2 separate regions of the Homo sapiens genome follow, and region 1 is linked to region 2. A link is a contact called in ENCODE Hi-C or POLR2A ChIA-PET data. All regions are on one chromosome and are shown on one strand. Each heading gives the region's core, a stretch centred on a gene start or an enhancer-like site at or near the end of the contact. The rest is flanking DNA. Distances are from core to core; before and after follow the strand shown.

Region 1 (3,286 bases), core at 178-2,677, 220 kb after region 2:
AAATAAACACCCAAGAGCTTTTGCATCTGATTGTTCCCTTCAAAGTAGCCTGCTGGGAGCCTAGATCATCAGAGGATGTTCATCAGAGGGGGAACAGATCATCCTAGATCACAGAGGAGTTCAGTGCTAAGAATGTGTCAAAACCTTCTGTCTGGACCTTCAGAGTGGTGACAGGAGTTACTCATTCGTGGCAAATATTTATCCGCAGAGGCAGAATCTGAATTTTGGAAACGGTCAAATATCTTTTGGCCACAAGTTTGGTTAAAGAGATGAAAAATCAAGTTAGGCAATTACTCTTATAGTAACAACCAAGCCATAGAATCAGAGCAGGCTGCGGCTCTGGTGTCCCTTAAAAACTGGCTCTGAGAGTGAAGCCCCAAAAGGATGCTAAAAAAAAAATAAAAATAAAATAAAAATAAAAAGTGCGCCTTGGCAGCATCATCAGGATGAGGCTGAGCTCCCCAGGGGACCACTTTGAAAGTGGCAACGCTCGCCTGGGCAGTGCGGGTTCTGTTTATTTGTTAGAGAAACCCGCCGGCCCGGGGCGCGGCGGCTGGTGCGGCGACTCAGCTCTTCTTGCGCAGCTGGCTGTAATGCGTGCGGCCCAGGATGGGCTCCATGACGCTGGGCCGGAAGAAGCTGTCGCTGACCCTGCGCTTTGGCTTCTCGCGGGGCACGGCCGGGAAGCCCGGGCGCGGCGCTGCGGGCGTGGCGACTTCGTCCTCCAGGCCCGGGCCGGGGGGCGCGCCGGGGCTCTGCGCGCTGCGCAGGCTGCGGCGGGGCTGTGCGAGACGCGGGGCGGGCTCCGGGCCGGCGGACGGCGCCCCAGACGCTCTGCGCTCCGCCTCCCGGCGCTCGACCTCGGCTGGTGGGTTGTCGATGTCCCGGAATTCGCTCTCGGGCTCCATCAGCGACAGCCTGGGGAGCTGAGGGCCCGGCAGCCGCCTTAGAGTCCTGGCTTGGCCCTGGGCCCTGCGCCTCTGACCCACCGCCCCTTCCCGGGCCCCTCGATTGTTCCCCCGGGAGCGGCCGTCAGGAGGACACAGGCTGGGGAGCGGTTCAGTAGTTTGGGGGGCACCGGGGAAAGCCCTGAGGTCCTGCCCACTCTGAGCTTCTCCATGGACCAGGCTGCTCAGGCAAGCCAAGCCTCCCAAAGTTTCAGGATCCCCTAGGCCTTCCTGAGGGGAACCCTCAATGGGAGGTCATCAGCTTTCCTAACTCTTCCTTGCAGCCCACACAGTGACCTGGCCAGGGACCGGTACACCTTCCTGGGGCTGGCCCGAGCGCAGGATGAACAGGCGGGCTGCTAAGATCCCTGGCATGCTGCTTGGTAGAGTGACTGAGTAACCCACCCCCTTACCAGCTCTAAGGGTGCTTTCTGCCCTGACCAGCCCCGCCCCCCAGGCCTGCATAATCTGTAACCTGCTTTGGAAAGGGGCTCCCAAAGGGATGGCATTGGTATCCCCTGGGTTTTTCCTATTGGTGACAGGTGATAGAATTGGGTGGAGCCTGCTGCTGTCCCCTGGAACTCATGGCCCACCCCTCAGGGTGCCCTGGAAGCCTCTCCAACCCCTTCCCAGGCAGCAGCATGCAAACCCGCCCAGCCCTTCAGTTGAGAGCAAAGGGGTGAAGGTGAGCCACTGGGATCCTGGGACTGATGGCTGGAGACTCCTCTACCAGCAGGTGGGAGGGGCCGTGGGGAGAGGCCTCAGGCCAGAGCCATGGGCCTCTATACTCCTGGGGCTGGGAGAGGCCCAGTATGTTAAAATGTTGCCAGGGCACTGAGGACTGGAGTGGGGGGCGGTCTCCAGAGGAGTAGGGGAAAGGAGGGGGACTGCAGCCCCTTCAGTCAAATCTACTTTATCTGCCATGTCCAGGCCCCCTTGGGACACTAACAGTTTGCCAGGGGTGGTACTCACCGGCACGTAATGCACCACTGTGTCCACCACGTTGTCAGTAACGCCCTTCAGGGCATCTGATAGGGACATGGCCCTCCCCTTGGTTGAGGAGACAGCAGGGGCTGGTGTGAGGTGCAGCACCCTCCCTGCCATGCCCAGCACAGCTGCAGGTGCCCATGTCACAGCCGAGATGGTGGTCTGGAGGGTCTTCTGCAGGGTATGTGCCACACCACCCAGGAGGCCTCGAGGGCCTGGCAGGGCTGCTACCTGGGGGCCAAAGCAGGGTCAGTGCCTCCTGTGGTAACTCCCCTGACCCTTCCCTCCCCACCAGCCCCAGGGCTAGAGGGGAAAGCATGAGAATACCAAATTTACAAAACTTCAGGCCTATTCTGCCACTAGCAGTGTGGCCTTGGACAGGTCACATTCCCTCTCTGAACCTCTGTTTCTTCTCCTGCAAAATGGGACAATAATCTCTGCCCTGCCTATTTACAGAGTGTTGCAAGGGTCAGCTGAGAGAATGACATGGAAGTCCCTCGCCAGCTGGGCATTTGGGGGTGGGGTGAAGGGTGTTGCACGCACATGCCGTGCCCCTGCATCTGGGGCAGAGGCCCTGAGTTCACCCTATGCCTCTGCTTCTCACCCCTTCTGTGGGCTGGGGGACCTTGAGGCTCCCACTCTCCCCCTCACCTCACTGAACTTGTTCTCCTCAGTCTCCAATTCTTCCTCCTCCTCCGTGTCCTCTCCCTCCGTGTCTGTCTGGTCCTCATGATCCTCCTCCTGGGCGGCTGCGAGGCTGTGCAGCCAGGGTACCCGCACTTCGCTCCTCCGCCGGGACACCGCCTGCATGGCCACTGAGGCACCCCACTGGGCCAGGCTGCTCTGAGGGAGGATGGCAGCAGATAGCTGGCTCAACTGCCCCTGCTGAAGGCCAGGGAGCCCCAGCAGCCCAAGCCCCTCGCCCCCAGGGTCCGGGCCAGGTGGTGAGCAGGGCTCAGCCCCAGCAGACTTTTCTGGAAACTTTTTATTGAGTTGGTAATCTACATACACTAAAGTGCACACATCTTTAGTGTAAGCTCTATGAATTTTTATAAGAACACACCTGTGTAACCACCACAGATCAAGACATAGACCATTTTCAACACCCAAAGACTCCCTGTGTCCCCACTCAGTCCACATTCCCCCAAGAGTGACCACAGTCCTGCTCTCTGTCACCATGCCTTAGTTTTGCCTATTTTCGAACTTCATGTAAGTGGAGTCACACCATGTGTATTCATCTATTAATAGCTCCTTTAGTTAAATATGATGGTGTAAGTTTCACCCATGTTGCTGCAAATGGAAGTAGTTCCTTCTTTTTCATTTCTGTGTAATATTCCATCATACGAATTTCC
Region 2 (3,037 bases), core at 523-3,022:
GCCTCCGTCTGCCTCCGCTTGCCCCAGCAGACCCACGTTAGCACCTGCCGTGCCTTTGGGCAAGACACCATCCCTCCTTCCTTGCCTGGACTGCTCCTGAGCATGCATCCGGTCTTAGTGGTCCCTTCTTTTAGGACGCCTTTGCGCCTTTGTGGCCCCATTGGCTGACTTAGCTGCCCCTCTGCGAGGCTTCTCCTTGGGTGGGCCTGCATGTTGCATGCTGACACTCTGGTTGTGGCTTCCCCAGGGGACACAAGGCTTCCAGAGCAAGGGAGTCTATGTCTCTCACCCAGCTGCATCTCTATGCCTAGACCCAGAATAAAAATCGCTACTATTTAATGAATATAATGAATGTTTCCTATGTACCAGACAATGTGCAGAACATGTTATATACCATGCCTCAGTGACTCTTCACAATGACCTCTTATATTCTATTACTAATAATAAGTACTAACAATAATACATGCTATCATTAAGCCCCTTCTACAGGTAAAGAAACTTGAGTCCCAGAAAAGTTTCCTGTTCAGGAGTATGCTTGAATCTTCTGTGACATGTACTGTCTCTGGGAAAATGAGAATTGAATGAACTGGTGAATAAACTGCAAGGATCTTCAGAGATGGGCAGGGAGAAACTGGGCTGCTTCTCTCACCAGAGGGTGGCATCGGGTCCCTGATCCCAGCAGGGACTGTGTCCCAGCCCAAAGGGCTCCAGAACCTTCCGAGACTAGCTCTGGGTCCAAGCCTCAGGTATGAGATGTATGAGCCTCATTCTGTGAGTTCTGGGCCCGCCTCTGTAAAATGGGCATTGCAATCCTGCCCTGGCTACCTGCATGCTGGTTTCAGGGGCTCAGGCCCAATCCTGAATGTCAACATGCTTGAAAATGGTAAGCCGGGTGCAGTGACTCAATCCTGTAATCTCAGCACTTTGGGAGGCTGAAGTGGAAGGATCCCTTGTGCCCAGGAGTTTGTGACCTGCCTGGGCAACATAGCGAGACTCCGTCTCTAAAATAATTTTTTACACCACTTTGGGAGGCTGAGGCAGGCAGATCACTTGAGGTCAGGAGTTCGAGACTAGCCTGACCAATGTGGTAAAACCCTGTCTCTACTGAAAATACAAAAATTAGCAGGTGTGGCGGCAGGTGCCTGTAATCTCAGCTACTCGGGAGGTTGAGGCAGGATAATCACTTGAACCCAGGAGGCGGAAGTTGCAGTGAGCCGAGATCGCACCATTGCACTCCAGCCTGGGCAACGAGAGCGAAACTCTGTCTCAAAAAAATAAATAAATGAATAAATAAATTTTAAATATTAGCCAGGTGTGGTGGTGCACACCTATAGCCCCAACTACCTGGGAGGCTGAGGCAGGGGGAATCGCTTGAGCCCAGGAGCTGGAGGTTGCCGTGAGCCAGGCTGGTAGCTGTCCACTGTGCCATGAGCTCAGAGGGGAGTGAGAGGGTGGCAGGTCACCAGAAGCTAGAAAGCTGCCCCCTGAGGCAATGCAGCTAGAGCTGCACAGGCTCTGTCCACCTGCTGTGTCAGGGAGGAGGGAGGGGAGGAAGAGGGAGGGCACAGCTGGGGCAGTGGGCACAAAGCCAGCACCAGGTCAGGCAGGCCCAGTGGGCAGATCAGGGTCAGTGGCCTGGGTGAGGTCTAGGGCACCCAGATGCCCATGCTCTTCCCAAGGCCACTGTGGCTTCCCACTAATCCTGGGCATAGGGAGGGGTGGAGCCAGGAGGGCGGAGCAAACCTTACAGCCTGAGGGGAGCACCTGTGGGTGGGGCTTGGGAGAGGAACTGAGAGAGGAACTGAGGCCGCACAGGAAGGAGCCGGTCAGTGAAGCAAGGCTGAGTGTTCACTTATTCAACAACCTTTATTGAGCCCCTTTATTGAGCATGATGATCCAGGCATCATGATATACAGCTCTAAACAAAACACATGACCATCCCTGCCTCACAGAGCTGACATTCTGGTGGAGGAGGTGGGCAATAAACAAGATAAATAAGTACATCATAGAGATGAGCTGAAGGTGAGGAATAAAGCAGGAAGGTGAACAGGGTGTGCTGGGGCCGCCATTGCAAATGGGCCAGGGAAGGCCTCATTAAGAGGGTGACATTTGAGCAAAGGCATGAAGCCAACCATGATCCCGACCCACCTATTCATGCTTTTGAGTCAAGTTCGGATGTCAGCTCTGAGACTGCAGGGGTATTGGTTGTTTTCACTGGTGGATCCCAAGCACTCGGGTAGGGCCTGGTGCCTGGTTCAATACATATTTGTGGATATGATAGAAATGAAAAAAGGAGTCAAGCATTTGGCATCCAGTCATTGCCGGGGCTGGTGCTGGGGTTCTCCTGGTGAGGATTCCAGCCCCCACCCTCCTGGGACAATGCCTGAAAGCCACTGACCCTACTGGAAAAGCAGAAAGGGGCGGGGGGCAGTAGGCCAGCTCCAGGGCGGGGAAGTTTGCTGTGTACAGGCAAGACGATGTCGTCTTGCTTGGGTTCCTGGGTCTCACAGGGTCTGTGGTATGTGGTGCCGTGCGGTCAGAGACCATGGTGGTGGCTGGGACCCTCTAATGTGCTTCTGGAGCCAGGTTTCAGTGGCTTACACGGGGCAGCTGAGGGTGCTCTGTGTCAGCGGGGGTAGCGGCAGGGGCTCTAGGTTCTGGTTGCCGCCTGCCACCCCCTGGGAAGGTAGTAGGTGGTGGCTGGGTTGCCTGGGAGTCACCTGCCCCCCTTCATGACTGGGTCCTGATGCCATCCTAAGTCTCTGTGGGGTGGGGGTGCTGTGGCAGCTTGCCGGGGTGTCTACCTGGGAGATATGAGACTCTAGGTCCTAGGCCTCATGAGGCCCTTTGCAGGAGAGCACCCTGGAACAGGGAGCGTCAGTTTCTGCATGTGTCAGATACCAACCTGCCTGTTTTAGGGGCTGTTGTGAAGACTGAAGGGAAGGAAGGACCTGACAGCACCTTTAACAGGCCCCTGAGGGGCTGTGCTGGGCTAAAATCGGGCCTTCCCCCAATTCCTAAGCTCTGTGCCCTGCGA

The links. A loop is a pair of places that touch in the nucleus more often than their neighbours do. ChIA-PET counts read pairs that join two places held with the same protein, here RNA polymerase II (POLR2A).
Region 1: a map with no recorded cell type shows a loop between it and region 2 (15-fold over the local background). The contact joins two enhancer-like sites. A Hi-C loop is called at or near these places in 1 of 37 single-sample maps with no recorded cell type. POLR2A ChIA-PET finds 5 or more read pairs at or near these places in 2 of 52 experiments (A673 and activated naive CD4-positive, alpha-beta T cell).

Annotation. Positions count from the first base shown.
Region 1 is chr15:89,665,017-89,668,302 of GRCh38, forward strand. PLIN1 (perilipin 1) reads right to left here. Exons shown (of 9, transcript NM_002666.5): 7 at 2,586-2,777; 8 at 1,920-2,165; 9 at 1-926. The coding sequence ends at 567. Among named protein-coding and RNA genes, the nearest start is that of KIF7, 11 kb to the left of the region's middle. RefSeq lists a silencer at 733-842. Within about 2 kb of position 1,428, at least 2 of the 41 ENCODE cell types and tissues checked have a DNase peak (open chromatin) inside an H3K27ac peak, as active enhancers do.
Region 2 is chr15:89,439,824-89,442,860 of GRCh38, forward strand. No RefSeq gene overlaps it. Among named protein-coding and RNA genes, the nearest start is that of RHCG, 55 kb to the right of the region's middle. RefSeq lists enhancers at 1,113-1,792, 1,793-2,472, 1,938-2,087. Within about 2 kb of position 1,773, at least 3 of the 41 ENCODE cell types and tissues checked have a DNase peak (open chromatin) inside an H3K27ac peak, as active enhancers do.